2 separate regions of the Homo sapiens genome follow, and region 1 is linked to region 2. The links are chromatin loops, found by intact Hi-C in ENCODE. Cell type or tissue: heart right ventricle. All regions are shown on one strand. Each heading gives the region's core, and the rest is flanking DNA. Links, peaks and the distances in the headings are about the cores only. Region 1 has its middle 25 kb from the start of HACL2. Region 2 holds the start of SYDE1 (synapse defective Rho GTPase activating protein 1).

Region 1 (15,541 bases), core at 3,277-11,276, 49 kb before region 2:
GCTCCTTCCAGGGAAGAGAGAAACTCCTAGTATTGTGATTGATTTTTCTTTTACTTTCTTCCTTTTTTTTTTTTTTTTTTTAAGATAGAGTCTTGTTCTTGTCACCCAGGCTGGAGTGCAATGGCACAATCTCGGCTCACTGCATCCCCCGCCTCCGGGTTCAAGCAATTCTCCTGCCTCAGTCTCCCAAGTAGCTGGGATTACAGGTGTCCACCTCCATGCCTGGCTAATTTTTGTATTTTCAGTAGAGACAGGATTTCACCATGTTGGCCAGGCTGGTCTCGAACTCCGGACCTCAGGTGATCCATCCACCTTGGCCTCCCAAAGTGCTGGGATTACAGGCATGAGTCATCGCACTCGACCTTGTGGTTGATTTTTCTATTGACTCCAATTGGTTCACGTATCCACCCTCTAACCTAAGGTTTCTTAATTTCGGCATTATTGACATTTGGGGCCAAATCATTCTTTGCTGTGGGGAGCTGTCCTGTGCATTGTAGGATATTTAATAGCATCTCTGGTCCCTACCCATTAGCTACCAGCAGCACCCCTTTTCCAGTTGTGACAACCAATATAACATGTCTCCAGACATTGCCAATTGTCATCTGGGAGGCAGATTCACACCTGTTGTTGTCTTAAAGCATGTCTTAAAGTCTCTTCTTTGGAACTACTGATGTGCTAAATTTAGGGGCAATCAGGTTTGCAGAAGCATGAATTCTGTGGAAGCTTCTAATAAATGTTTACTCCTCTCCCACCCCCTTTAGGCTAAGTCTTTGAAGATGAAACAGTCTCTTTTAGGTTTGTCTCAACTTTATTTTATGTTTATTCCCTTACCCTCTAACCTGTATTGGGCACCTACCGTGTGCCAACTCCCGGACAAGTTGTTGAGAATAGAATGGTGAATTATATAGGCCCAGTCTCTGCTTTTATGGAATTTCAGGCTAGTTGAGGGATGTATGGGGGGTGCACCCCTGTATACCCTTGGAACTTACCATTCTAGTGCTTGCTGACAGCATCTGACTGAACACCTGAGACTCTCCACCTGGGAACTTTCTCTTGTGTGGGGCAGGAGCAACCCTCAACATATGAGGGATGAATGAGAGATGGTGGATAAATACCCCAGCTTCCTCGCCACTCTCTGTGGGAATTCATGGATATGATCCACAGAGTCTCCCAAAGGATGCTCTTTGGGATTAAGCCCCAGTTGCCCACAGCAGCAACCTACTCTTCCTCACTCCTACTAGAGCTTTCTGGAATGATCTTGCGAATAAATTCCTTGCACTTGAATCATTGGCCCAAGAGAAGTCCATCTTAGCTTTATGCATGAGTAGATTCTTGGGAATAAAAAATAAAATATCTACTGGGGCTTAAGCAAGTTTGGGTATTCTTCTTCCCAAGTGCTGTACAAATGAGGAGAAAGTCCTTCTCCCTACCCATTTTGTCCACTCTATCATGCAACCTTGGCTTCATGTCAACAGAATATTGAAGAAGAGTGTCCCACAGCGGGAACCCACTTTCGTACCTGGTGGAGCTGACTTATTTGTAAGCACATGTGAGACTCACCCACACTGGGAGCTCCCTGGAATGATTGCAGAAAGGATGTTAGGTTGAGGACTAGGAAGCCTGCACTGGTGATGGAGGAAAATTAACTAATGAGATTCAAGGATTCATATGTATGTGATTTCATTGGCATGCTGAAGTTGGGAAGGGTTGGGGACTTTGGAATTGACATCCTAGTTGGTTTTTTGACTGAAAGGACAATGATAAAACAGCTGAGTGTCTGCTTTTTGCCTCCAGATCTGCACTGATCTTCCTCAACTCTTCTCTGTGCTCTGGGAGAATGACCCAGGTAGATGGCATCAATGGGTTTCCTTACTCTCTGGCTTCCACTTGGGTTTGGCCAATGAGAGACACAGGTGAGGGATTAGAGGGTGGAATGTATTTGTCTCCCTGGCTCCCTGCCTGCAGGGTACCTGCAGTGCTCTCCCTCCAGCTACCTACCCTCTGTGGGTCTGGGTTATTGTTTCCTCTGCTTGGCCCTTTTGGCATAGAAGCGATAAAGGCTCTCCACCATTGTGAGCCCCAAGGTATAGTAACATTCCTTGCCTACATTCTGCGCATGCCTCATCTGTCTAGAATGTCAATCATTTATTTATTATCTATCTATGTCTATCATCTATCGTTTATCTTTCATCCGTCTATATCTATCTTATGCTTCTCTGTCCTCTGTTGTCTATTTATATCTATGAATCTTTCTATTTTTCTATCATCTATCATTTATATATCTTTCTCTCCATCCATCTACCAATCTTTCTTCTTCTTTTTTTTTTGAGACGGAGTTTTGCTCTATTTCCCAGGCTGGAGTGGAGTGGCGAGATCTCGGCTCACTGCAAACTCTGCCTCCCGGGTTCATGCCATTCTCCTGCCTCAGCCTCCCAAGTGGCTGGGACTACAGGCGTCCACCACCGCGCCTGGCTAATTTTTTGTATTTTTAGTAGAGATGGGGTTTCACCATGTTAGCCAGGATGGTCTCGATCTCCTGACCTCGTGATCCGCCCGCCTTGGCCTCCCAAAGTGCTGGGATTACAGGCGTGAGCCACTGTGCCCGGCCTCTTCTCTTTTTTTTTTTTTTTTTTTTTGAGATGGAGTTTCACTCTTGTTGCCCAGGCTGGAATGCAATGGCGTGATCTTGGCTCACTGCAACCTCCGCTTCCTGGGTTCAAGCAATTCTCCTGCCTTAACCTCCTGAGTAGCTGGGATTACAGGCATGCACCACTACGCCTGGCTAATTTTTGTATTTTTAGTAGAGATGGGGTTTCTTCATGTTGGTCAGCCTGGTCTCGAACTCCCGACCTCAGGTGATCTGCCTGCCTTAGCCTCCCAAAGTGCTGGGATTACAGGCATGAGCCACTGAGCCTGGCCTAATTTTTGTATTTTTAAGTAGAGACAGGGTCACCATGTTGGCAGGCTGGTCTTGAACTACTGACCTCGTGATCCACCCTCCTTGGCCTGCCAATGTGCCGGGATTACAGGCATAAGCCACTGCACCCAGCCTTATCTGAGCCTTTCAAAGCCTCTATAGACAGCTCCTTCCCTAGCTTTTGGTTTAGTCTATTTGTCTCAACTGTCACTCACTGCCTCAGGCATCCATGAAGCTAAAATACCTTCCTGTAGCTGTTGTCAACAAAGGACCCCCAGAGTGAAGGCTTTTTGCATGGTTTATCTCAGAGCCAGGTCAAATACAGAGAGCTTTGCCAGTGGGATCTTGCAGGGAACCATTAGCTTGGTAAATAATGACAATTCTTGGCCGGGTGTGGTGGCTCACACCTGTAATCCCAGCACTTCGGGAGGCCGAGGTGGGCAGATCATTTGAGGTCGGGAGTTTGAGACCAGCTTGGCCAACATGGTAAAACGCTGTCTCTACTAAAAATACAAAAATTAGCCAGGCGTGGTGGTGCATGCCTGTAATTCCAGCTACTTGGGAGGCTGAGGCAGGAGAATTGCTTGAACCTGGGAGGCGGAGGTTGCAGTGAGCTGAGATTGCACCACCGCACTCCAGCCTGGGCGACAGAGAGAGAGAGACTCCATCTCAATAAATAAATAAATAAATAAATAAAATTTAAAAAATAATGACAATTCTTTGGGAATGAGGCTTGAAAGTGCTCTAGTTCTGTTTTGCTCTCTCTGGTGGATGCCAGGCTGCACCAGAGTTTGGGCTGGTATTTTTCAAGACGACCACGGAGCTGGAGAGTGGGGGAGAAGACCAGAGATGTTAAAATGCCGAGTATGCTGTTCTCACTGATATTCAGTAATTTTCTGAATACATTTTCTCTGAGTTGCTGCAAGACTTTAGTTAATTTCTAGAATTCCCAAAAATTTAGTCTAACAATTTTTTCTAGCTTTTTCATTCTTTATGGAGGACATAATTTATGGAGGTCCTTACTCTGACATTTTTTCTGACATTCCACCTCACATTGGTTGATGATTGATTGTTGGATTATGCATCTGGAGCTCAGAGTGGTTGGCTGATCTAAGATGTAGATTTGGGGAATACTGGTAAGGAAGTGGTATTTAAAACCATATGATTGTACTAATCAGTTAGAGAGAAGAGAGTCAAGGTTGAAGCCGTGAGCTACTTCAATATCAGAACAGTAAAAGTAAAGAAAGAGAGTGACAAAGAATGGTCAGAAATGAAGTGGACAAACCACATGCAGCAGATGGTGTCAGTCCCCTGCCCGCATCCACTTTCTCTGACAACTTCACTGCATATTGGCCTGATTTCCAACACTCGGTGCTTGCATCTATTTGTCTGAGGGCTTTCTCTGGACATTAAAGCTTACTCCATCCACATGTACAGCAGGACAGGAGTATTGGATAATTAATGCACTCAGGAGCAACCCTCAACAATAACCAACTGGAGTGGGTGTATACATACCTCAGCTCCCTTACCCCTCTGCAGTGAATGTTCTATGCTGCCACCCAGAGGTCTCCAGTGGGATTGACCCCAGTTGCTTACAGGGATAAGTTACTTGATAGGACATGCTTTATAAACTTCCTTTTGTTCCTACTTTCACTTCTTCAGATCTGGTATCACCTCCCAAATAAACTTACTTCCACTGGAATCCTTGTCTCAGAGTCTGTGTCTGGGGGAAACCCAAACTATGCAGGCTTTTTGGCATAGATTGGGTACACAGAATCATGAGTCTATATTCATCAGCTAGGGAGAGATAAGAAGGTCTAGGACTGAGCCCTGGGGAATTATCATATTAGGGGTCAGAAGAGGAGGAGACTAAGGAAGAGTGGCCAGAGAAAAAGCATATACCATGAAAAGAAAGAGAAAGGAGCATTGCAAGGAACAGATTTATCATCTAAGTTTAATGCTCCTGGAGAAAGGAATAAGATGAGGCCAGGTCCGACAGCTCACAGGCTAACAGGAGACACAGAGGAACACAGACAATATGAAGAGACAACCCAGGACTTCTGGTAGCCCAGATACTGCATATGACTAGCTTGGGGGTTCTTACAGAAGGCTTCCTGGAGAAGGTGATGCTGGTGGTGTGTTTTTAGTAAAAGTAGGAGTGAGTGTTGTTATGAGTGGAGCAATGGCTGTATTTAGTAGTAGAGGAGGTGGCAGGGGTCATATCACAACAGTCTTGGATGTGAAGATGGAGGGATTTTAAACTTTGAAAGCAATGGGGAGCCATGGAAGGTGCTTGCGTAGAGGAGGAGCACAGCTTGAGTTTTCTGTCCTGGGGTCAGTGCAGAGGTCAGACTGGAGGGAGTTGACACTGCAGGTTCTTGCAACAGGTAAGAATAATGCAGTCCTGAGTTGGGGTGGAGGTGAGGGGATAGAGAGAATTTTGGGAGGAAGAATGCTGATTTGGTAATTAATGGTCTAGGGAAGGAGGGATGGAGAAGGCTGAGGTCACCAAGAGATGTTAAACCTGGGCAACATTGGTAGAACAACATCAAATGATCCACTCCTTCCTCCCTCTCTTGAGGGCAGGGCCTGGGGGTGCATTTCCTCAGGAAGCAGCCTTGCCTAGCGCAGGTGGGTACTAGGAGCATGAATGAATGCTCTGCCATTCATTAATGAATTTCTGCTTGTTATCCACAAAAAGAAATAGTAATTAGTCCTTTTCCCGCTCTGTGCATGCAGGGTCTGTGGGCTTAGGAAGCTGACCCAGGGGTCTTGAGTTTCCTGGAGGGAAAATCCCCTCAGGGTGCCACCTGCCTGAGCTCCGTGGGACTTCTTAGTGTTCAGGGGGCCTGTGGGATGGCAGCTCTGGGGACCCTCAGCATAACAGGAGCTGTGTCCTCAGCCCCTCCCTTTTTAGGTGGTGAACAGAGCGATGCCAGCAGGCACTGCAGGAGCCTCCCTTGGCAATGGTGAGTGTGAATTCAGAGGCTTTTCCTGGCTGAAGGAGCCACCCCGGCCCATCCCTGGCCTTAAGGTTCAGATCTACAAATAAGTGGGGAGAGAGAGAAACTGTAGAGGGACTATGCTAACCCAGAAAAGGCTAAGCAGTGACACACTTGAATGGAGTTTCCCAGAAAGGTGTTCGATCTGTTTTTTGCCAACTACAAAGCATGGGCTGGAGAAGAATATAAGATTTTCCCAGAAAGGCAAGGAGGCGCATCTGGGGGAACCAAAAGAGACCCTTGAAAAGTCACACACATGCAGACACTGCATCATGGTGTGAACAGGTGTGCAAGCAGACAGGGAAGATATGGGGTGTGGACACGCATGTGCCCTAGAGTCTCATGAGTGCGCGCGCACACACACACACACAGAGTCATTTAGGGTGGGGCTGAAAGGGGCGGAGAAGGGCCTTTGGGGGTCTTCCTGATGAGAAGAAAGAGGAAAAGGAAAGACTCCAGACCCCAGTCCCATGCATTCCTCAGCTTCCCGGCTCCAGACAGCTCTCAGGAGTGTCACCTGGTCCCCTCTCCCCTGCACTGTGGAGGTGGCATTGGCTTGGTCCTTGAACTCAGCACCAACTGGTTCCCTGTAACTCTCTCACTAAGCAAGCAACCAGCCTGGGCGCTCTCAATGGGTGCAATTTTCATGGGTTCCAGGTAGGCAAATAAGGAATATTCTACTCCTGTGAATTGACCTCTTTTTGGGTCAGGCCTGGAATCTGGACACATTGCAGCAAACTCAGTCACAGCTCCTCAGCTGTTGCAGAGTTAATGTTCAGCCACATTTGGGATTTCCTCCTTTCTTCTTCCTTCTGTCTGGGGTGGGTGCAGGGGGTTGGGGCAGACGCCACCTCCAAGATGAGAGCGGAGAGGGGCCAGGTTGTCGGTTTGAGAGCTCTAGACACTGTGGGTCCCCACCCCCAGCAATCCTGAGATGGACAGAGTCCTCGCTGAACTCCAGCTGGGCTGGCCCTGCCCCTATCCCCCAGTGTGACTCTGCCAGCTCCTCCACCAGCTCTTTCTTTGAGCCTATTTCTGTTTTTAAAACAATAAATTTTTTTTTTTTTTGAGACAGAGTCTCACGCTTGTTGCCCAGGCTGGAGTGCAATGGTGCGATCTCAGCTCACTACAAACTCCGCCTCCTGGGTTCAAGTGATTCTCCTGCTTCAGCCTCCCAAGTAGCTGGGATTACAGGTGTGTGCCACCACACCCGGCTAATTTTTGTATTTTTGGTAGAGACGAGGTTCCACTATGATGGACAGGCTGGTCTTGAACTCCTGACCTCAGGTGATCCACCCACCTTGGCTTCCCAAAGTGCTGGGATTACAGGCGTGAGTCACTATGCCCAGCCAAAAAAAATTTTTAATTAAAAATATTTAAATATTTGTTCAATGAATACATGAATGAATGGAAATGGTTAAGGTTTTTTTTTTTTCTTTTGAGACAAGATCTCGCTGTGTTGCCCAGGCTGGAGTGTAGTGGCATGATCACAGCTCACTGCAGCCTCAACCTCCTAGGCTCAAGCAGTTCTTCCACCTCAGCCTCCAAAGTAGCGGGGACCACAGGAGCACACCACTGCACCTGACTTATTTGTTTATTTATTTAATTTTTTTGAGATGGAGTCTCACTCTCTTGCCCAGGTTGGAGTGTAGTGCCATAATCTCAGCTCACCGCAACCTCCGCCTCCCGGGTTGAAGCGATTCTCCTGCCTTAGCCTCCCAAGTAGCTGGGATTACAGGCATGTGCCACCACACCCAGCTAATTTTTGTATTTTTAGTAGAGACAGGGTTTCACCATGTTGGCCAGGCTGGTCTTGAACACCTGATCTCAAGTGATCTGCCTGCCTTGGCCTCCCAAAGTGCTGGGATTACAGGCATGAGTCACCATGCCCGGCCTGTCTCTAAACTCACTTCTAACCCATCAAAAAATTCATTGGGCTTCACCTTCACAACCCATCCAGATGGGCAAGTCCTCACCACCTCCATGTGCCCACCATGGCAAGCCCACTTCCAATGGCCCACGTGGTCCACACTGATCCCATTATCATCGGCCTGGACCAGCCTAGTCACCTCTTAACCTGCTGTGTCCAATGCCTCACGCACAGTTTTCCCATAGCCACCAGAGGGCGTCTGGGAACACCTGAGCCTGGGGATGTCCCTCTTCTGCTTAGACCCCTCCATAGTCCCACCTCATTAGGAGTAAATGCCAAGTCCTCCCCTTGATCTACAAGGCCTACACAACATCCCTCTGTCCCCTCCCTGTGCTTACCTGCTCCCTCTCCCTCACTGTCTCTCCCTCACTATTCCTCCTTGCTGCTCCTGTACCAGGCATGGTGCAGCCACAGGGTGTTGCCTCTACCTGGAATGCTCTCCTCCGTCTTGACTCATTCCCTCATTCTTTTTCAATTGTGAATTTGGGGTCTTTGCCTGGCTGGAGAAGCCACGCTGATCCATCTCTAGCCTAGAGCTGAGATCAGAAAATTGGGGCAGTCAAGGAAGGAGAAATTGGAATGCTCTCCTCCGTCTTGACTCATTCCCTCATTCTTTTTCAATTGTGAATTCGGGGTCTTTGCCTGGCTGGAGAAGCCACGCTGATCCATCTCTAGCCTAGAGCTGAGATCAGAAAATTGGGGCAGTCGAGGAAGGAGAAATTCTGAGCTGACCGTGATTAAACATCAACAAGGACTTTTCTGACCATCCCATTAACAATGGCAACTCTCCCCTGATTTCTCAATTCTCCCTTTAGGTCCTCTTTTCTGTTTCTAGCACTTAGCTCTGATGTAACTCACTTGTTGAGTTATCCTGTTTGTGGCTGATTGCGCGGCTGCCTCCCTTAGTACCTTCTGCTCCTCCAGGGCAGGTATCTCTGCCCATTTAGTTCCCTGCTGTGTCCTCATGCCCTCAGAAGCACCTGTCACAGAGGAGCTGTTCATGAAGATGTGTGTAATGAAAGGTGAGTCGCTGAAACTCACACTCCTGAAAGCACAGCCTCCAGAGACAGACTCCTGGGTTCCAATCCTGATGCCAGGACTGAGAATGTGAGCAAATTAAACCTGCTATACTCTGCCTCTCAAGCAGTGCAGAGCAGAGAATAAGAATCCCAGGCGTCCTCATAAGAAGTTAGAGACCGGCTGAGTGTGGTGGCTCATGTCTGTAATCCCAGCACTTTTGGAGGCCAAGGCAGGCAGATCACCTGAGGTCAGGAGTTCGAGACCAGCCTGGCCCATGGCCAACATGGTGAAACCCCGTCTGTACTAAAAATACGAAAACTTAGCCGGGCGTGATGGTGGATGCCTGTAATCCCAGTTACTTGGGAGGCTGAGGCAGGAGAATTGCTTGAACCCAGAGGCAGAGGTTGCAGTGAGCTGAGACTGCACCACTGAACTCCAGCCTGGGTGACAGAGCGAGACTCAGTCTAAAAAAAAAAAAAAATGTAGTTAGAGACCAAAAGATTCCTAACACTGTCAGGGCATCTTCCTATTACCCGTGACTTCAGAAGATCAATCTCCACTTTCATAGATGAAGCTCAGAGGAGCAAAATTAGCTGACCAAGGTCACCCTGTTCCTGGTAAGGCACCAGCATTCAAATCTAGGCTTGTGATATTACAGAGCTCTACTTGGTATTGCTGCTGGTCACTGAGGGGCTGTCCTTGAGCATGAAATTTCTGCTCTAGGTAATGGGCATTTTTTTGCAGCTAGTGATCTTCTCATCACTGGAGGCAAGCAAGTGGAGGCAGGATAATTGTGGTAGAGGACACTCCTACACTGAGCAAATATCAAGGGGGGTTTCCTTTCCAATTCCCTTCCATGTGATGCCCAAGAGGGTGCTGACTTATACCTGAAGGGAGCCTGTGATAATACCTTAAAGGGTCTCTTCCACAGTCACTTGCTCTTCAGATTATTTCTTAAAACTTTAATTACAAATGACAGCCAGGCTTGATGGCAGGTAGATGCCTGTAATCCTACCTACTCGGGAGGCTGAGGCAGGAGAATCATTTGAATCCGGGAGGCAGAGGTTTCAGTGAGGTGAGATTGTGCCACTGCACTCCAGTCCAGCCTGGGCGACAGAGTGAGACTCGATTTCAAACAAAACAAAACAAAACACTTTAGTTACAAATGGCTTTAGCATGTTTTGCATTGTTTATCTCAACCCTTGGCTTCCTCTGTCAAACTAGATTGATTAAACAGGAAAAGGGTTTATCAAGAGAAAAAATATCCTCTAAGAAATGTTATTTTTCTATTGATACAAATTAGCAATTGATGTAGAATATTTGGGAAATTCAAAAAAGTATAAAGAATGTATGCGAATGTCATCACAGAATTTTTACTGTTTCGTATCCCACTCTCACACAACCCATATATGAGAATTCTTCCCATGTTATTATCCATTCTCAAAGATACGACTTTAATAATGTCTTATTATTTTTGTGCTTTGTATCTTTTTCAATTAGAATGTCAGTATTTTGTTTTACCCTTGTTTGTAAGGGCATTTCGACTATAGAACACTTTAGGTCATGTCCTCTTTAAAAATTTAAATAATGCAGTTATGAACATTCCTATATATCTAAGTGCAGTTATTTTTCAATGAGAAAAATCTAGAGGTGAAATTATCTAGACAGACACATAATAATTCTATGTATTTATGGAGTACAGTTTGATGTTTCAATCCATGTATACATTATATCATAATGAAATCAGGGTCATCTGCTGATTTTATACTGGGGTGTTAGAGGACTACTGTTAGCCTTGGGCAAGAGGGATTCTGCCCTGGCACTGATGCATCTGAGGACTCGACTCTACCCCATCCCAAGGGGTGAAGAGTTTACAAAGTCAAGAGTATGTCTTTACCTTGAGCTTGCACCTCATTGTAGATGATGCGCTACATGACCCTAGAATTCCCTGCCCAGGTGGCTCCAAGCCACTAGCAGGGCCAAAAGTAGGACTTCTTTCTTCTGATATGAACCACACTGCTGGCGTGTATTTCCTTAGGTGTGGTTAAGCAGTGGTGTAGTTAAGGAGGGTGTTGCTGCATCTTGAAGGTGCATGGTTGGGATATCTGTACACATACATACAAGGCCCCTCGCAGTGCTAAGTGGCACCTGGGGTGGGAAGAGAAGGGGATAGGACATGGGCTAGAAACTAGCACACGGTGCTCTCCACAGCATCACATTCTGGAGTGGAACTCTAAAGAGTCCAGAAATCCTAAATTGAATTCTGTTTTTTCATGTCATTATGAAGGCTGTCAGTGTGATGAGTTAGAGCATATTTTACTTAACTGTTTATTAGCTTCACTTTTAACTTTAAATAATCAGTCACATGGTATATGGGTCTTTATTTGAGCTCCATGAATGTTGGGGAGTGGTCCTATACATTTTCCCTTCCCTTCCCTTCCTTCCTTTGTCTTTCTTTCTTTCTGTCTCTTTCTTCCTTTCTTTTTCTTCCTTTCTTTCTCTTTCTTCCTTTCTTTCCCTTTCTTCCTTTCTTTCCCTCCCTCCCTCCCATCTTTCCTTCCTTCCTTCCTTCCTTTCTCTCTTTTTCTTTCTTCTTTCTTTCTCAGGGTCGCTCTCTGTTCACCTAGGCTGGAGTGCAGTGGTGCAATCATGGCTTACTGTAGTTTTGATCTCCTGGTCTCAAGTGATCCTCCCTTCTCAGCCTCCAGAGTAGCTGGGACTACAAGCACATGCTATTATGGCTGGCTAATATATATATACATATATACATATATATATATATATATTTTTTTTTTTTTTTTTTTTTTTTTTGTAGAGATGAAGTTTCACCATGTTGCTCAGGCTGGTCTCAAACTCTTGGGCTCAAGAGATCTGCCTGTCTTGGCCTCTCAAAAGTGTTGGGATTGCAGGCATGAGTCACTGTGCCTGGCTCACATTTTTCTTAATTTGTAAGAGGTAAACATTTATCACAGCTTTGTTCTAGTTCGTGATTTGCCTATAAATTTGTTTCAATTTAACAATGTTTTGTCATGTTAAGTAATTATACTTCTTAAATAGTCATATCTCATTATTTTTTCACTGTGAAGTCTTCCATGTTATTGAGTTTCTATCACGGTCTCTATAAAGGGTTCTGTTCTTCCCTTTGATGTTGTTTACTTCACCATAAAAAGGCCTGTTTCAGACATATTTAGGGCATGTCTGCCAGTATGCTTTTTATTAGATCTGGATTTTCTTTTCTTTTCTTTTGAGATGGAGTCTTGCTCTGTTGCCCAGGCTGAAGTGCAATGGCTTGATCTCAGCTCACTGCAACCTTTGCCTCCTGGGTTCAAGTAATTCTTCTGTCTCAGCTTCCCGAGTAGCTGGAACTACAGGCGTGTGCCACCACACCCGGCTATTTTTAGTAGAGATGGGGTTTCACCATATTGGCCAGGCTGGCCTCAAACTCCTGACCTTGTGATCTGCCTGCTTGGCCTTCCAAAGTGCTGGGGTTACAGGCATGAGCCATCGTGCCGGGCCTAGATCTGGATTTCTTAAGTAGAGTCTGAGTTTCTTGGCTTGGGGTTTCATTTTACTTCAGTTTCTGAAGATTTGAAGTAAGGCCTTGTACTTTTTCATGGCATGAATCCCTCAGGGAATATGTGTTTTATACATTTATGTTTTCCATTGTTGGTTGCATATATATTTAAAATTGTTGTATCCTGTACTGAATTGATTCCTTTATCATTATATAATGTTTTTCTTTGTTTCTTTATAGTTTTTTATTTAAAGTTTATTTTCTTTTCCTGACATAAGGATTGTAATCCCTGCTCTTTTTTTGGCTTCCCTTTGAGTGGATTATATTTTTCTTTCTTTTCTTTTTCTTTTTTTTTTTTTGAGATGGAGTCTTGCTTTGTTGCCCAGGCTGGAGTGCGGTGGCGCGATCTCAACTCACTGCAACCTCCGCCTCTGGGTTCAAGTGATTCTCCTGCCTCAGCCTCCTTAGTAGCTGGGATTACAGGCACACACCACCACGTCTGGCTAATTTTTGTACTTTTAGTAGAGGTGGGGTTCCACCATGTTGGCCAGGCTGGTCTCGAATGCCTACCTCAAGTGATCTGCTCACCTTGGCCTCCCAAAGCATTGGATTACAGGTGTAAGCCACCATGCCCAGCCCTAGAATATCTTTTTCCATGCCATCTCTTTCATTCTGTGTTTCTTACAGGTGAATTAAGTCTCTTTTAGGCAGCACATGATTGGGTGCCTCTTTCTATCTATTCCTTCACCCCATGTTTTTTGATGGAGAATGTAATTCGTGTCCATTCAAGGTAATTGTTGACAGGTGAGGACTTACTATTGCCATTTTGCTGATTATTTTCTAGTTATTTTATGTATTCTTTTTGTTTCTTCCTCATTTACTTTTTTTTCTTAGTGCTTAAATGCTTTCTTCTAGTGATATGTTTTGATTTATTCCTTTTAAAATAAGTTTTATGTTGGGATGCTTCAAGAATGCGCATGTCATCTTTGTGCAGGGGCCACGATCATCCCTGTATCATTCCATTTCTAGTATATGTGCTGCCAAAGCGAACACTGACTCCTTCCTTTTCATTGTTGTGTATCTATTATAGGCCTTTGCTTTGTGCTTGCCATGAGGCTTGCAAAATACATCTTATAGTGTTAAAAGATTATTTTAAGATGATAACCACTTAACTTTGATCACAGAAATAAAGTATCTCTACACTCTTAATCCTACTTTGTATCAAACTTTTTATTTAGGTTATTATGTTTTTTTCTTCCTAGGATTTCTATTTGTGCTTTTAATTGTTTCTACTTCTTTGCCAAACTTCTAATTTTGTTTATAAAGTTTTTTCAAATTTCATTTAATTTTCTATCTGTATTTTCTTTTAGGCTCCTGAACTTTTAGAGAATCATTGTGAATTCATTTTCAGTCATTTTATAGATTACCTTTTCTTCTGGGTCTGTTACTGGAGCTTTATTATTTTTTTCTAGTAGTGTTATGTTTCCTTGTTTTTTTATTTTTTTGTTTGTTTTTTAAAACATAAACCTGTGTCCTACGTAGTTGCTTTTACATTTGAGGAGACAGCCATCCTTTCCAGCCTTTGCAGGTGGAATTTGGTTGTGATAGACCTTTATTATTTAGTTTAGTTTGGAATTCTGGGTGGGCTGGCTGGTTGAAACTCCAGACAGGCAGACTTTGCTGTGGGGTTCTCTAACTGGGCTGAGTTGCTTCCTGTTCTCTGAGGTTGAGTGGTATTTCTGAATGTGTTCCACAGTCTGGTAAGGGCACCTGGCTGGACTCTGCCATCATGTGGGGCGGCTGGCTGGGCTCTGCAATTGTCTCTGATCAGGCATGGTTGGATGTTGTTTTCCCTGGCTGGGTGGTAATGTTGTTAGGAAAAATAACATGCACCATGTTTCTTGCACATGATGCTGTTTGCTAGTTTCTATGGTGTGGCAAGTGTAGCAAGCCATTCTTGGCATTGCTATAAAGAAATACCTGAGACTGAGTAATTCATGAGGAAAAGAGGTTTAATTGGCTAAGAGTGCTGCAGGCTGTACAGGAAGCATGGTGCCAGCATGCTTCATGGTGTCATCTGCTTTGCTTCTGAGGAGGCCTCAGGAAGCATTACTCATGATGAAAGGCAAAATGGGAGCAGGCAATTCCCATAACAAAAGCAGGAGCAAGAGAGAGAGAGTGGGGTGGAATAGCTCCACACTTTTAAATGACCAGATCTTGCAAGAACTCACTCACTATTGTGAGGACAGCACCAAGCCATGAGGAATCTGCCTCCATGACCCAAACACCTCCCACTAAGCCCCACCTCCAACATTAGGGATTATAATTCAACATGAGATTTGGGTGGGGACAAATATCCTAACCATATCGGCACTTCTGCTGGTGGGGATGCAGCGCAAGTACCAAAACTTGTGAACTGGTTCCTGTGAGCCCCTCGTCCGCTGTTCTTTGACCGAACTGACCCCTGGTGTCCAGCCATGCCGGCATTCTCAACATTTCAAGTGGGACGAGATAGGAGCAAGCTACCCGTGAAGAATCCCAGAATGATGGAGAAGCTGAATGTTCACTTCCAACTCATCCCTTCCACTGCAAAAACCATGGGTCCAGGAGAACTCTCAGCATATGGTGTCCTGCTGGCCTCAGGGAGGGACAGTGTAGTCAGAGAGAACCATTCCTCTTACTGTTTCACCATGAATTTTTTTTTTTTATTCTTCAGTCCAAGGGGGCATCTCAGCCTCACTCCTAAGGTCTTGATATTAATGATAGCATTCTTCACTTTGAACAGTTGCCAGCAATTTCCAGTAGCTGAAGGAAGTAAAGGCAGAAAACTTCTATTCCACAATCTTGCTGACCTCATTCTCCTGAAAGTGTTATTTGGTTTATTTCAGGTATCAATTTTGCAGTCTTTGCCTTTGCCTTCCTAAGGTTTTTGGTTTTTTTGAGACAGAGTCTTGCTTTGTCGTCCAAGCTGGAGTGTAGTGGCATGATCCTGGCTCACTGCAACCTCCACCTCCTGGGTTTAAGCAATACTCTTGCCTCCGCCTGCTGAGTAGCTGGGATTACAGGTGCACACAACCACACCTGGCTAATTTTTGTATTTTTAGTAGAGACAGGGTTTTACCATGTTGGTTGGGCTGGTCTCGAACTTCTGGCCTCAA
Region 2 (15,541 bases), core at 3,504-11,503:
TGTGAGGTTGGTGCTCCTCTGGGAGGAGGGAGTGTGAGGCTGGTGCTACCCTGAAGGGAAGGGATGTGGAGCTGGTGCTCACCTTGGGGAAGGGGATGGGAAGCTTGTTCTTACCTTGGGGGGCCAGGCCCTCTGACTCAGCTGAGCCAGGCTGTGGCCCCGGGGGCTCAGGTGCTGGAGGTCTGGGGTCTTCCTCAGGGATGGGGTTGTACCAGATCTCGCCGGCGGGCTCCCCAGTGCCAGGTACCCCAGGCCCTAAAGAGGTGTCCTCAGCTGGCTTGGCCCCACCCAGCACCCATCGGCGGCTACTGGGCTCCAGGCTTTGCAGGTAGGCTCCCCGTGCAGGGCTCCTTGATGCCTCGGGGCTGGAGGGCCCCTCTGCTCCGGCCTGGGACCCTTCGGGAGCCTGGGGCTCTGGCTCTGGAGGGCTGGGCTCTGGGCGCTGGGCTGGGTGGCCTGGCAGAGAGCAAGGGGAGTGAGACCCACCCAGCCCCTCACTGCCTGCAGAGCAGCCCTGTGCAATTGATCAGTGGGTGGGATGCTGTGTACGGCCCTGGCCGGCCCCTGATAAGTCATGGTTCCTTGGATCCTGCTGTTTTGTTTGGAATAGGCAGCCACAGGCTAGCGATCTCAGTTATCAGCTTAGAGCACCCCCTACTCAGTCCCTGGCATCCCAAAAGGGGACTCCATCCCTGCAGCCTCAGGGTTCTAAGTCAGGCTTCCTGGGGCCCGTAGGTACTGCGTTCCAGTCTCCACTTCCTCTACCCTCTCAATAACCGTGGCATGGAGCTTTGCACCTGCGTGGCCTTGGGCAAGTCGCTTCCCTCTCTGAGGCTCAGTATCCTCCTGTGAAATGGGGGGATGTGATTTCCATGTCCAGGGAGGCTTCCAGGAGCCTTTTGGAAAAGTATACAGCCCACAGCAGGCACTACGTGCTCAGGAGTGAGGAGCTGGGTTTTCTATTCCCTGCAGCACAGTCACTCCCAGTCCCCTGCCCCTTTTACCCTCCCTCCTGTCTTCCAAACTCTGTCGCCATCCTGGGATGGGCCCTTGTCCCTCAGCCCAGGCCAGACCCCCCACGCTCAATGCTTTGGGACTTCCCCTTCCCTCCCTCCTCTCCTGTCTCATGTCCTGGGCTGTTTCCTGTGTGTGTTTGTGTTTGGGCATCTCTGTCCCTTCTCCCTTCCCTGGGAACATTGGGAATCTTTGGGAAGGCCTGGGGGGAAGGGGTACGTCCATGGAATGGTCTGGCCTTCCTCCTTTAACTCCTTCCTTCCTGGGTCCCCCTATCCCACGCAGCTGTTTCTCTAAGGTTTTTACTTGCTACCCTGCTGAACTCCTCCTCTGGCCACCTCTGATGTCCACCCTCTAGGGTCTCTGTTTGTAGCATAGTCCAAAGAGCTGTTTAAGTCGATGGCCCTGGGCACATGACCCAATTGCTCCGTGCCTCAGTTTCCCCATCTGTATAAAAGGGACAGTTTCCTGGGGCTAAGGCAGGCGCAGTTGCCGTCACTGTTAGTAGGTGGGAGGCGGAGGGGGCAGCTACTCTGATTGACGGGCCGCCCCTCTCTTTCCTTTGCAGGAGTACGCCTCCCATCTCCCATCCTGCGCCTCCAGGGCTCCCGATGCCCCTTGCCCAGCCCGACTGGGCCCCAGTGTCCCGGCCTCCCAGCCCCTCCTCCCCTCCACCCTCCAGGCCCTCAGTCGCGGCCCCATTTCCTGTCGTGGGCGAGGCCCCCTCCCGGGCCTCCCAAGGAGCCCGCAGCGCTGGCATCCCCGGCCAGCAGCACATAACGGTCCGCGCCCCCCTCCCTCCCAGCCCCTTCCTTCCAGGACCCCTACCCTCCCCTGGCTGGAGGCACCCCAGTCTGCAGCGGGGTGCGGGGGGCTCCCCCTGATCCCCCCCACCGTCTGTCCTCGGGGCCCTGGGACCCCGCTCCCAGGCCGGGTGGGGCTCGGCGCCCCCTGTTCCCCACCGATCTCCGCTTACCGCGCTCCTTGGCGTCCGACTTTTTCCGGGGAAGTTTCTCCCGGCCCCGCAGGCGGGAGAAGGTTTTCCTGAGTAGCGGCTCGGCCATGCTGCGGCCCGGGCCGGGCCGAGCCGAGTGCGCGCCCCGGGCTCCGGCCGCGCCGCCCCGCGCCCTCCCCGCCCCGCCCGGGCCTCCCCGCCCGCCCCCCGCCCCGCGCCAGCAGGAAGCACATTCCGGGAATGCTTGGCCCAAACTTTTTTTTTTTTTCCCCTTTCCCGCGGCCCGAGCGGGCGATGCTGGGAGATGTAGTTGCCTGGGGCCGGGAGGGGTTGGAATGGGGGCTCCGGGTGCCCGGATCCGCTCCAGCTTCGATGGGACGTGACGATCGTGGCGCAGGCCCGATCCCTTGTCTTCCACCTCACCCACCCTCCCTGGATGGGACTCTGGGTGATGGCATCCAGGAAGTTCTCTTGGGTCTGTCTCCAAATCGCAGCCTCCACGTATCCTCTCTCTCCTTGCCAGGTACTGCTTCAACCTGGTGCAAGCCGTAGTGTCATTCGTTTCAATGACCGTCCCCACTACCCACCCCACCCCAAGCTTCTTCCTTGGTCTCCCCATGCCACTCTTTCCCCACTCAATTCTCTCACCTCCAAATTCCAATTACTACTGCTGTTTGACAAACCATCCCCAAACGTAATGATGTAAAACAACCATGTCGTGATTGTGAAAGGAAAATAAATCTTGAGACCTCCAAATCACTGAGCCAAAAGGAAGAAGTCAAACTGGTAACTGTGTAGGACAAACCTGCCTCCCATTCTATTCCTAAGTAAGATAGCTACAAGGTTAAAAAAGCTAGCTGGGCGCGGTGGCTCACTCCTGTAATCCTAGCACTTTGGGAGGCTGAGGCGACGGATCACTTGAGGTCAGGAGTTCGAAACCAGGCTGGCCAACATGGTGAAACTCCATCTCTACTAAAAATATGAAAAAGAAAAAAAATTGGCCAGGCATGGTGGGTGGGCACTGGTAATCCCAGCTATTTGGGAGGCTGAGGCAGGAAAATTGCTTGAACACGGGAGGTGGAGGTTGCAGTGAATCAAAATTGCACCACTGCACTCTAGCCTGGTCATCAGAGCAAGATGCCGTCTAAAAAAAAAGAAGAAAAGAAAAGAAAAAAAAAGCTACATACCTCCCCCACAATTTGCCTACAAGGAAATTCCTTATGGATGAAGGACAGGCAGAACTCAAAATTGTCCCTCTGCTCACATGAGACAAACACATATCTGATCGCTTCCTTACCTATTTGTTTCACTAAGCCAGACTAAGGCATAAGTGACTATCTCTGTAAATTGCATATTCAGAAAGGCTAGTCAGAAACTCGAAAGAATGCAATTGTTTCTCTCTTATCCACCTATAACCTGGAAGCCTTCTCCCTACTTTTGAGTTGTCCTGCCTTCCCAGACCAAACCCATGTGCATCTTACATATATTGATTGCTGTCTCATGTCTCCCTAAAATATATAAAACTAGACCAAGGTGGAGTGCAGTGGTACCACCACAGCTCACTGCAGTCTCAGCCTCTTGGGCTCAAGTGATGCTCCTGCCTCAGCCTCCCGAGCAAGTGGGACTATAGGCATGTGTCACCATACCTGGCTAATTTCCCTACTTTTTGTAGAGATAGAGTCTCATCATGTTGCCCAGACTGGTCTCAAACTCCTGGGCTCGGCTGGGTGCGGTGGCTCACGCCTCTAATCCCAGCACTGTGGGAGGCCAAGGCGGGCGGATCACCTGAGGTTGGGAGTTCGAGACCAGCCTGACCAACATGGGGAAACCCCTTCTCTACTAAAAACACAAAATTAGCTGGGGGTGGTGGTGCATGCCTATAATCCCAGCTACTCGGGAGGCTGAGGCAGGAGAATCTCTTGAACCCGGGAGGCGGAGGTTGCAGGGAGCCAATATTGTGTCACTGCATTCCAGCCTGGGCAACAAGAGTGAAACTCCGTCTCAAAAAAACAAAACAAAAAAACAAAACAAAACAAAAAACCCTCCTGGTCTCAAGTGATCTGCCCGCCTTGGCCTACCAAGTAGCTAGGATTACAGACCTGAATCAAGGTAGTGGCCCTGACTACCCTAGTTTATGTTGTCAGGAGCTTCTAAGTCTGTGTCACAGGCATGTCCATAACCTTGGCAAAATAAGCTTTCTAAATTTATTGAGACTTATCTGAGATACCTTTTGGTTTACATGATGCTCACAGATGCTGTGGTTCAGTTTGGACAGGGGAGACTTAGGCTAGAGGGTGACTAAAAAATGGCAGGGTCCTGAGTCATCTGGAGGTGTCTTCACTCAGAGGTCTTGCAACTGACGCCAGCTGTTGCTGGGGCTGTGGACCAGGGTAGCTACACAGGCCTCTCCGTGTGGTTCGGGTTTCCTTCCAGCATGGTGGTCTTGGGGTAGTCAGACTTCTTAGACAGCCACCCAGCCCTCTAAAAGTGAACAAGGAAGAAGTTGCATCTCTTCTGACCCAGCCTTGAGTGTCATGCTGTGTCACTTCTGCCACCAGATTCAAGGAAAGGGGGCACAGATTATACCTCTCTACATGGGAGGCATGTCAAGGTGACATTGTACAAGTGGATGTAGGGTGGGAGATATTGTGGCCATCTGGGAAAATATAACCTGTCTTAGCCCTACATTTCATTCTCCATATATTACCCACAGTGGACTTAAAACTGAAATCAGATTGTGGCACCATCCTGCTGAATAGTGTTCCTATGACTGCTCACCTCACCTAGAATAAAATTCAGATTCCCAGCATGGTCTCACAAGACTTCCAGCCTCATCTCTTTGGCTGTCCCATTCACTCACCATGGCCTCCTTTCTGGTTCTCCTTCATATCAAGCTATTTCTGCCTCAGGTCCTTTGCACACATGGTTCCTTCTGCCTGGGAAGCCCTGGTTCTTCTGAGGCCACCTCTCTCTCATCCTTTAGGTCCAATGGCACCTTCTAGGGAGACCCTTTCTGTCCACCACCTCTGTCTAGTCAGTATCACATTACTCAGTTTCCTTTCTTCTAACACTTGCCACAACTTGAATTTAACAGTCCCAGTGGTTTGTTCTAGTTTATCTGCCTCCTCGTCCAGACTGGGTCTCCACCAAGTGATCAAGTGATGCTTGTCTATGTTGTTCACTGCTGAATATTCAGGTAGGAGATCAGGTGTCAGGTGATGGAGGTCTGTATAGGAGGGGGTGTCCAAGAGGCCTGGACGAGGAGGCTGTGTGTGTTTGGTTTTAATGTGTCTTTGTGTGGTTCTCTGTGTTTATTGTACTTGGAGTTTGTTGAGCTTTGTGGATATGTAGATTCATGTCTTTCATCAATTCTGGGCTTCTGGGAAGTTTTTTGGCCATTATTTCATCAAATATTATTATTATTATTTTTTGAGATGGAGTCTCACTCTGTTGCCCAGGCTGGAGTGCAGAGGCATGGTCTTGGCTCACTGCAACCTCTGCTTTCTGGGTTCAAGTGATTCTCCTGCCTCAACCTCTCAAGTAGGTGGGGTTACAGGTGCCTGTCACCATGCCCAGCTAATTTTTGTATTTTTAGTAGAGATGGGTTTTCGTCATGTTGGCCAGGCCGGTCTCAAATTTCTGACCTTAAGTGATCTGCCCACCTTGGCCTCCCAAAGTGCTGGGATTATAGGCATGAACCACCATACCCAGCCTCATCAAATATTCTTTCTGCTCCTTTCACTTCTCTCCTTCTGGGACTCTCATTATGCATATATTGGTATACTCATTATACAACTGTTGATATACAGTTCTCCTAGGTGCTGTTCACTTTTCTTGGATATGTGTGTTTGGGGGGCATCAGTCTGTAAAAGGGTGGAGTGCACCCTCCTCCCTATGAGATCCCTGCGCAGATGTCTTTGAGGCAGCTATTGACAATGGGGAAAGAAGTCAGGGGTCAAGACAATACCTGTTTACAAGTTGAGGGTAGAGGCTGCAGGACTAAGGTCCCAATGGGGTATTTCAGAGTCTCAGAGGAGCTGGGGTCTGACATGGGAGTGAGAGCAACCCTTAGCCCCACCCATATGACACCCACATACCACATAAATATTTATTATTATTATTTTGTGTAAATCTTTTTGAGTTTTTGTACTTTTCCTGTTGTCTTTATTTGCCTGCATGTAGCCTATTTAATTCACCATTGGCTCTGATTCTTTCTTAGCAATCAGAAATTTCCATAAGTGAGAACAGATTATCTGCAAATTGTATGTAATGAAATGGTTATGAATTCTAAGTTTCATAATGATGTTTGTATGCTTATTCCTGTGGATTTTGCTAGTTGCTGTACAGATTTTAGAGCCTGTATGCGTACATTTTCTTTTCTTTTCTTTTATAGAGACATAGTCTTGCTTTGTTGCCCAGGCTGGAGTGCAGTGGCACGATCTTGGCTTACTGCAACCTGTGACTCCCTGGTTTAAGCGATGCTGCTGCCTCAGCCTCCTGAGTAGCTGGGATTACAGGCACACACCACCACGTGCAGCTAATTTTTATATTTTTAGTAGAGATGGGGTTTCACCATGTTGGCCAGGATGGTCTCGATTTCCTGACCTTGTGATCCATCCACCTTGGCCTCCCAAAGAGCTGAGATTACAGGGGTCAGCCACCGTGCCTGGCCCATTTTCTTTTCTTTTAAAAAAATTTATTTTCATGGCCGGGCACTGTGGCTCATGCCTGTAATCCCAGCACTTTGGGAGGCTGAGGCGGGTGGATCACGAGGTCAGGAGTTCAAGACTAGCCTGGCCAAGATGGTGAAACCCCGTTTCTACTAAAAATATAAAAATTAGCTAGGCATGGTGGCAGGCACCTGTAATCCCAGCTACTCGGGAGGCTGAGGCAGGGGAATCGCTTGAACCCAGAGGGTAGAGGTTGGAGTGAGCCAAGATCGTGCCACTGCACTCCAGCCTGGGTGACTAAGACTCTGTCTCAAATTTTTTAAAAATTATTTTCATGTTATTTTTATTTACTTTATTATTATTATTTTATTTATTTTTCTTGCTCTGTTGCTCAGGCTGTAGTGCAGTGGCACTACCACAACTCACTGCACCCTCAACCTCCTAGGCTCAAGTGATGTTCCTGCCTCAGCCTCCCAAGCAACTGGAACTACAGGCATGTGCCACCATGCCACAGGCTGATTTTTCTATTTTTTTGTGGAGATAGGGTCTCATCATGTTGCCTAGACTGTTCTCAAACTTCTGGGCTCAAGTGATCTTCCCACTTTGGCCCCCCAAGTGGCTGGGATTACAGGTGTGAGCCACCGTGCTTGGCCTTATTATTTTTAGAGACATAATCTCCCTCTGTCACCCAAGCTGGTGTGCATTGGTGTGATCATAGCTCACTGCAGACTTGAACTTCTGGGTTCAAGCAATCCTCTTGCCTCAGCCTCCTGAGTGGCTAGGCCTATAGGCATGCACTGCCATACCCAGCTAGCTTTTAAATTTTTTTTGTAGAGACAGGATCTTGCTATGTTGCCCAGGCTGGTCTCAAACTCCTGACCTCAAGCGATCCTTCTTCCTTGGCCTCTCAAAGTGCTGGGATTACAGGTGTGAGCCACTGCACCTGGCCACGTGTGTGTTTTCTTTCCCCTAAATGTTCTCATTGGCTGCAGGTCTGATGTGCTGTGCTTTTGGTACCTGGTGGATTAACCAGCCCCAGACACATATAGACCAATTAGTTGAAAGACCAAAAGACCATTTCCTGTCAGTTTTGGGCAGAGCTCAGCACCTCTGTGGTAGTCAAGGGGAATTGATGGATAAATACCCCAGCTCCCTCACCCTTGTGTTGGATGATTGAGGTTCATGTTCTACACTGACCCCTAGTGTTCACCCACGGGATTGAGCTCCAGCTGTCCACTGTAGAAACCTGGTTATCAATACACTCTTTGCTGACTTCCTTCCCTTCCCTCTCCCACATATCCACCCCACTTACAGTATTTCCTGTTTATTTCCTAAATACTTGAATCCTTGTCTCAAGGTTGGCTTCTGGTGGACTCCAAACACAGACATTCTGTCTAGGCCTCTGTTTCATGTGCAAAGGGAATAATAAATTAGGCTGTTTTCAAGGCTATGGGCATGGGGCGTGGTTCTGTGGGGCTACATCTCCATTCTACCAGCTCCCTGGGGTGCTCAGTTCCTGGGGGATGGGAGATAGAGAAGGTTTTGGGGAGCAGGACCCAAGCTTCCTCCACCCGCTGTGGTCATTCCCATTTGTTTCCACACCTGAGGCTTGCGTCTATCTGGCATCTTCCAGGAGAAGAAGGTGAATACCTCAGCCTGCCTAGGCCTCCCTGGCTGGAAGTCAGACCTCAGAGGAACCAGCAAAGGGGTGGCTGCCCAGAGATATCCATCACAGTAGCATTCAGGAGCTGGAGGGAGAGGGGATGATTGTATATAATGAAATGGTTATGAATTCTGTTAGCATAAAGCAGCTTCCTGAGGCAGGGCACAGTCTCACCTGGGTGACAGTCAGTGGTACAGCATTGCTTGACCAGAGCCTCCCATTGACCCTTGGAAAAATCTGGCCAGACAGCTATAGAGCTGAAACTGAGGTGCAGGAGGGGTCCATAGTTGCTCCATGCCACCTCCAGAGTGGTCTCTGTTTATCAGCTGCAAGGCTGTGGAGCTTTCCTGCTGGCTAGGCCCCTGCACAGCCTCAGGGATAGACTCAGCAACTGGCCACTGCAGCCATGCCAAGAGCTCTCCAAGCTGGACATGGTGGTTCACACCTGTAGTCTCAGCTATTCTGGAGACTGAGGCAGGAGGATCACTTGAGCCCAGGAGTTTGAGGCTTCAATGAGCTATGACTGCACCACTGCCTCTAGCCTGGGCAACAGAGCGAGACCCTGTCTCTCCCCGTCTCTCTCTCTCTTTTTTTTTTTTTCTTGAGACAGGGTTTTCACTCTTGTTGCCCAGGCTGAAGTGCAGTGGCGCAATCTCGGCTCACTGAAACCTCCGCCTCCCAGATTCAAGCGATTCTCCTGCCTCAGCCTCCTGAGTAGCTGAGATTACAGGCGCCCACCACCATGCCTGGCTAGATTTTGTATTTTTTAGTAGAACTCCTGACCTTAAGTTATCTGCCCTCCTTGGCCTCCCAAAGTGCTGGGATTACAGGTGTGAGCCACCGTGCCCAGCTGAGGCCCTGTCTCTTAAACAAAGCTTATCTGATGTCCAGCTCCCAGACCTGGTGTGCTGGTGTGGACCCCCTAGACTCTACAGGCTGGGTGTACCAGAGGAAGCAGGAGCAGCCTGCAGAGAGGTGGCTGATCAGGTGAGGACAGGTGGCTGGGTGGGCAGGGCTTTGACAGAGATCCCACATCAGGCTTAGCTCCTGCCTCCTTCCTCCCATGCTTCTGGGCTCTCCTGCACATTCCAAAGTAAAGTCTAGCCCTTGTCTGGCTCCTGAAGAGTTGCCTTCAAGCTGGTGGAGTATCCTGTGTGATGAGAGTCTCTTTGTATACCTGGAGGTCACACCAGAGAGTTTATGCCAAAAACGTGTTTTATGGTGGAGGCCTTGGGCCTCACTGTGTCAGTTTGACCTCTCGAGGGGCTTGAGGCTGAGTAGCTAAGGTCAGTCACACAAATGGTCAGCCATACTATGTGGCTGTTATGGGCTAAATCAAGCTTGTTTAACCCGCCACCCACAGGCTGCATGTGGCCCAGGAAGGCTTTGAATGTGACCCAACACAAATTCGTAAACTTTCTTAAAACACTATGAGATTTTTTTTTTGCGATTTTTAGCTCATCAGCTATCTGTTAGTGTTAGTGTATTTTATGTGTGGCCCAAGACAATTCTTCTTCCAATGTGGTCCAGGGAAATGAAAAGATTGGACACCCATGGGCCAAATTATGTCCCCTTCAGTCCCTTGCCAAATTCCTATGTTGAAGTCTTAACTCCCGGTCCCTTAGAATGTGACTGTATTTGGAGATAGAGTCTTCTCTTCCTCTTTGGTCTCCCAAAGTGCTGGGATTACAGGTGTGAGCCACTGCTCCTGGCCATGTATGTATTTTCTTTCTTCCTTCCTTCCTTCCTTTCTTTCTTTCTCCTTCCTTCCTTCTTTCTTTCTTTCTTTCTCCCTCTCCTTCCTTTCTTCTTTCTTTCTCTCTCCTTCCTTCCTTCCTTTTCTTTCTTTCTTTCTCTCCTTCCTTCCTTCTTTCTTTCTCTCTCTCTACTTCCTTCCTTCCCCTTTCTTTCTTTCTCTTTCTTTCTTTCCTTCTTTCTTTCTTCTTTCTTTCCTTCTTTCTTTCTTCCCTTCCTTTCCTTCCCTTTCCCTTTCCCCTTCCCCTTCCCCTTTCCCTTTCCCTTTCCCTTTCCCTTCCCTTCCCTTCCCTTCCCTTCCCTTTCCCTTCCCTTTCTTTTCTTTTTCTATTTTTTTTTTCAGGGTCTCTCTCTGTCGCCCAGTCTGGAGTGCAGTGGTGCGATCTTACAGGCCTGTGCCACCACGCCCAGCTAATTTTTGTATTTGTAGTAGAGACAGGGTTTCACTATATTGGCCAGGCTGGTCTTGAACTCCTGACCTCAAGTGATCCCCCGACCTTGGCCTCCCAAAGTGCTGGGATTACAGGCATGAGCCGCCACACCCAGCCCCACATGTATGTATTTTTCTTCCTCCAATTTTCTTTCTCGTTGGCTGCAGGCCTGATACGCTGTGCTTTTGGTACCTGGTGGGTTAACCACCCGCAGGCACATACAGACCCATTCGTTGAAAGACAAAATGCAGGTGGAGGGACCGGTCAGGTTTGGGCAGAGCTCAGCACTTCTGTGGCAGTCATGGTGAGTTGGCGGAGAAATACCCCGGAGCTAGAGACAGAGGTAATTACGTTAAAATGACGTCTTTAGGGTGAGTCCTAATCCAGTAGGACTAGTGCCTTACGAGAAGAGGAAATTTGGATACAGATGTGTGCACACATAGAAGGAAGACAATGTGAAGTCTCAGGGAACAGCCAGCCACTTACAAGGCCTGGAGAGAAGCCACAGAACAACCCTACCAACGTAACTTGACCTTGAACTTCCAGCCTCCAGAACTATGAGAAAATAAATTTCTGTTGTTTAAGCCTCCCAGGCTGTGGTATTTTGTTATGGTAGTCCCAGGACACTAGTGATCCTCCATTATCTGCAGGGAACATGTTCCAAGATGCCCGGTAGATTCCTGAAACCGTGGGTAGTACAGAACCCTAGCTATACTGTGTTTTGTCGATCTCATAACTGCCATGGCTAGTAAGGGACTGATGGGTGGGGTGTTTACAGTGCAGATGTGCCAAACAAAGGGAGGATTGACATCCCAGCTGGGATGGAGTGGAATGGTGCAAGATTTCATCACACTACTCAGAATGGCACGCACTTTAAAACGTATGAGTTGTGGCCAGGCGCAGTGGCTCATGCCTGTAATCCCAGCACTTTGAGAGGCTGAGGTGGGCAAATCACCTGAGGTCAGGAGTTTGAGACCAGCCTGACCAACATGGTGAAACCCCATCTCTACTAAAAATGCAAAAAAATTAGCTGGGTGTGGTGGCGGGCACCTGTAGTCCCAGCTGCTCGGGAGGCTGAGGCAGGACAATTGCTTGAATGCAGGAGGTGGAGGTTGCAGTGAGCCAAGATTGTGCCACTGCACTCCAGCCTGGGTGACGGAGTGAGACTGTCTCAAAACCCAAAACCAAAAACGTATGAATTGCTAGCACAACAGGGTGACTGTAGTCAAAAATAATTTAATTGTACATTTGAAAATAACTTACAGAGCATAATCAGATTGTTTGTAAAACAAAAGATAAATGCTTGAGGGGATGGATACCCATTTTACCCTGATGTGTACATCCCTGTATCAAAATATGACATGTAATTCATAAATATATACACCTACTATGTACCCACAAAAAAACTTACTAATTGTTTATTTTTTTTTCTCTCTCTTTTTCTTTCTTTTTTTTTTTGAGATGGAGTCTCACTCTGTTGCCCAGGCTGGAGTGCAGTGGTGTGATTTTGGCTCACTGCAAGCTCTGCCTCCCAGGTTCACGCCATTCTCCTGTCTCAGCCTCCTGAGTAGCTGGGACTACAGCGCCCGCCACCACACCCAGCTATTTTTTTTGTATTTTTATTAGAGATGGGGTTTCACCATGTTAGCCAGGATGGTCTCAATCTCCTGACCTCGTGATCCGCCCGCCTCGGCCTCCCAAAGTGCTGGTATTACAGGCGTGAACCACCATGCCCAACCCAAAGTGTTTATTTCTCAAATTTTTCATTTAGTATTTTTGGACTGCTGTTGACAGCAGGTAACTGAAACCTCATGAAGAAGCGGGAACTATTGTAATACAGTGGCCAACCTCCAATAAGAACCCAGAACACCTCCCAGCACTTTGGGAGGCCGAGGCGGGTGGATCACGAGGTCAGGAGTTCAAGACCAGCCTGGCCAAGATGGTGAAACCCCATCTCTACTAAAAATACAAAAAATTAGCGGGGCATGGTGGTGGGCGCCTATAATCCCAGCTCCTCGGGAGGCTGAGGCAGAGAATTGCTTGAACCCTGGAGGCAGAGGTTTCAGTGAGCCGAGATCGCACCACTGCACTCCAGCCTGTGTGACAGAGAGAGACCCCGTTTCAAAAAAACAAAAACAAAAACAAAAAACAAACAAACAAAAACAACCCAGAACACCAAGGCTTGGGTCAGCTCCTTGGTTAGCAACACTCTGCACCTGTTGTTACACATTGTGGCTGTGAGAATTCAGCATTGTCTATGTCTGTACAACTCCACTGGGAGGGAACAGCTGGAAGCTCATGCCTGGTGTCTCCTAGATGCTGCTCTATCTGCCTTTTACCTTTGCAGATTTTTTTTTTTTAATGGGGGCCAGGTGTGGTGGCTTACACCTGTAATCCCGTTGCTTTGGGAGGCCAAGGAGGGAGGATCACTTGAGCCCAGGAGGCAGAAATTGCAGTGAGCTGTGATCACACCACTGCATCCCAGCCTGGGTGACAGAGCTAGATGCTGTCTCAAAAAAAAAAAAAAGGGGGGGGGGTTACTCTGTTGCCTCATCTGGAGTGCAGTTGTGCAATTCTAGCTCACTGCAACCTTGAACTCCTAGATCTGAGTGATCCTCCGACTTCAGCTTCCCAAGTAGCTGGGACTACAGGTGTGCATCACCACGCCTGGCTAATTTTTACAATTTTTTGTAGAGACAGGGTCTGGCCATGTTGCCCAGGCTGATCTCGAACTTCTGGCTTCAAGTGATCCTCCTGCCTCAGCAGAGTCCCAGTCCCACAAGGCACCTGAGTGTGGGACAGGCATAATTGAAGGTTGGGGGTATCAAAGGAGGAGTGCATCTCTCACTTAAAGTGTTGGGATTATAGGCATAAGCCACTGTGGCTGGCCCTTTGCAGATTTTAATCTGTATCTGTTTACTGCAATAAACCATGAGTATAATAACATTACTGAGTTCTGTGAGTCTTTCTAGCAAATCATTAAAGGTGAGGGATGCCTTTGGGATCCCCAGCCACAAAGGTTTACACAAACAAAACCACCTCCATTTCCTGCCAAGTTCCTGGCAAATGGACAGTTGGGAGGATTGTCCCAATCCATCTCTGCGAACTTCAGCCCAAATCTTAGTGAATCTTTCTTACACTTTCCAGAAAGTGGCCACTCCTGCTGGCTTGTCCGCTTTTCACTCCCCAGAGTCCCACACAGGGGCTGCTCCCTCCTCCCGGGACAGGCCTTGAGTTGCTCCAAGCTGCAGTGTGACCTTGGGCAAGTCACCCACCTGGGAGGCTACCAGCATCATGAGGGAGGGAGAGGCTGGGTTTTGAGGTCACACCAGCCTGGGCTGGATTCCCCCACTCTGCCCCAGATCTGGCATGTGGCCTTGGGGTGGTCACTTTTCGTCTCTGAGCCTCAGTTCCCGAATCTCCAGATTTGCTTTGAATCACCCAATAAAATTTCACATGGAGAGAAGGAAGTGTTCTTGTACTTTTTTTTTTTTTTTTTTTTGAGACAGAATCTTGCTGTGTCACCCAGGCTGGAGTGCAGTGGCACAATCTTGGCTCACTGCAACCTCCGCCTCCCAGGTTCAAGCGATTCTCCTGCCTTAGCCTTGAGTAGCTGGAGCTACAGGTGCATGCCACCACGCCTGGCTAGTTTTTGTATTTTTAGTAGAGATGGGGGCTTCACCATGTTGGCCAGGCTGGTCTCGAACTCCTGACCTCAGGTAATATACCCATCTTGGCCTCCCAAAGTGCTGGGATTACAGGCGTGAGCCACTGTGCCCGGTCTGTTCTTGTACTCTTAATATAGGCTTGGGCCGTGTGCAGTGGCTTACACCTGTAATCCCAGCGGTTTGGGAGCCAAGGTGGGAGGATGGCTTGAGGCCAGGAGTTCAAGACCGGAATAGGCCACATAGTGAGTCCTCGTCTCTATAAAAAAGTAAAAAAAATTAGCCATGTGTGGTGGTGCGTGCCTATAGCCCTAGCTACTCAGGAGGCTGAGGTGGGAGGATTGCTTGAGCCCAGGAGGTCGAGGCTGCATTCAGCCATGATCACACCACTGCACTCCAGCCTGGGCGACAGAGCGAGACCCTGTCTCAAAAAAAAAAAAAAAAAAAATTTACTGGATAAGATTGGCTCAAACCTCTTCCAGCATGCTTGCTAAGATTTTAGAGAATTTCCAGATTATTTTCTGTCTTTTGTTGTTGCTGAATTAAGGAGTCCCGCCATCTTGCTGGTTTTGCTCTGTGGGATGAGGCCCCTGGCTTCTTAATTTCAGCAGAGTCCCAGTCCCACAAGGCACCTGAGTGTGGGACAGGCATAACTGAAGGTTGGGGATATCAAAGGAGGAGTGCATCTCTCACTTAACCTTGACTGCAGGTATCTTTGTTCCAACTCAGCAGCCTACTTTGGCTGCCCCATCCGGTATTCCTAAAACCTTTCCATCACACTGCCTCATTCATTCATTCATTCAGAAAATATATTTTGTGGCTGGGTGCGGTGGCTCATGCCTATAATCCCAGCACTTTGGGAGGCTGAGGTGGGTGGATTATTTGAGGTCAGGAGTTCGGGACCAGCCTGGCCAACATGGTCAAACCCCGCCTCTACTAAAAATAGAAAAATTAGCTGGGCATGGTGGCGGGCACCTGTAGTCCCAGCTACTTGGGAGACTGAGGCAGGAGAATAACTTGAACACGGGAAGCGGAGGTTGCAGTGAGCCAAGATCACACCACTACACTTTAGCCTGGGCGACAAAGTGAGAGTCCATCTCAAAAAATAAAATAAATAAAATAAAATAAGATTAAATTAAAATAAAGAAAAAAAGTGTTTTTTGTTTTTTTTTTTCTTCTGAGACAAGAGTCTTGCTCTGTCGCCCAGGCTGGAGTGCAGTGTCATGATTTTGGGTCACTGCAACCTTTGCCTCCCGGGTTCAAGCGATTCTCCTGCCTCAGCCTCCTGAGTAGCTGGGATTACAGGCACGTGCAACCACGCCTGGCTAATTTTTGTATTTTTAGTAGGGATGGGGCTTCATCACGTTGGCCGTGGTTGGCCAGGCTGG

The links. Peaks named below come from ENCODE experiments on the same cell type or tissue, not always from the same donor. Only the 100,000 strongest peaks of a DNase experiment are listed, where the experiment ranks them.
Region 1: it touches region 2 in a loop (6-fold over the local background); 100 of 110 quality-filtered maps call a loop at or near these places.

The regions. Positions count from the first base shown.
Region 1 is chr19:15,143,110-15,158,650 of GRCh38, reverse strand. It overlaps the pseudogene RNU6-782P. Among named protein-coding and RNA genes, the nearest start is that of HACL2, 25 kb to the right of the region's middle. In heart right ventricle, for the core only: CTCF peaks have their summits at 4,490 (motif pointing left) and 8,032 (motif pointing right); DNase peaks (open chromatin) are centred at 4,485 and 8,020.
Region 2 is chr19:15,093,971-15,109,511 of GRCh38, reverse strand. It overlaps SYDE1 (synapse defective Rho GTPase activating protein 1), which reads right to left and starts at 2,111. Exons shown (of 8, transcript NM_033025.6): 1 at 1,991-2,111; 2 at 115-456. The coding sequence starts at 2,078. RefSeq lists an enhancer at 1-425. In heart right ventricle, for the core only: CTCF peaks have their summits at 7,636 and 7,836 (motif pointing left); no DNase peak of the experiment used is centred there; H3K27ac peaks cover 734 bases.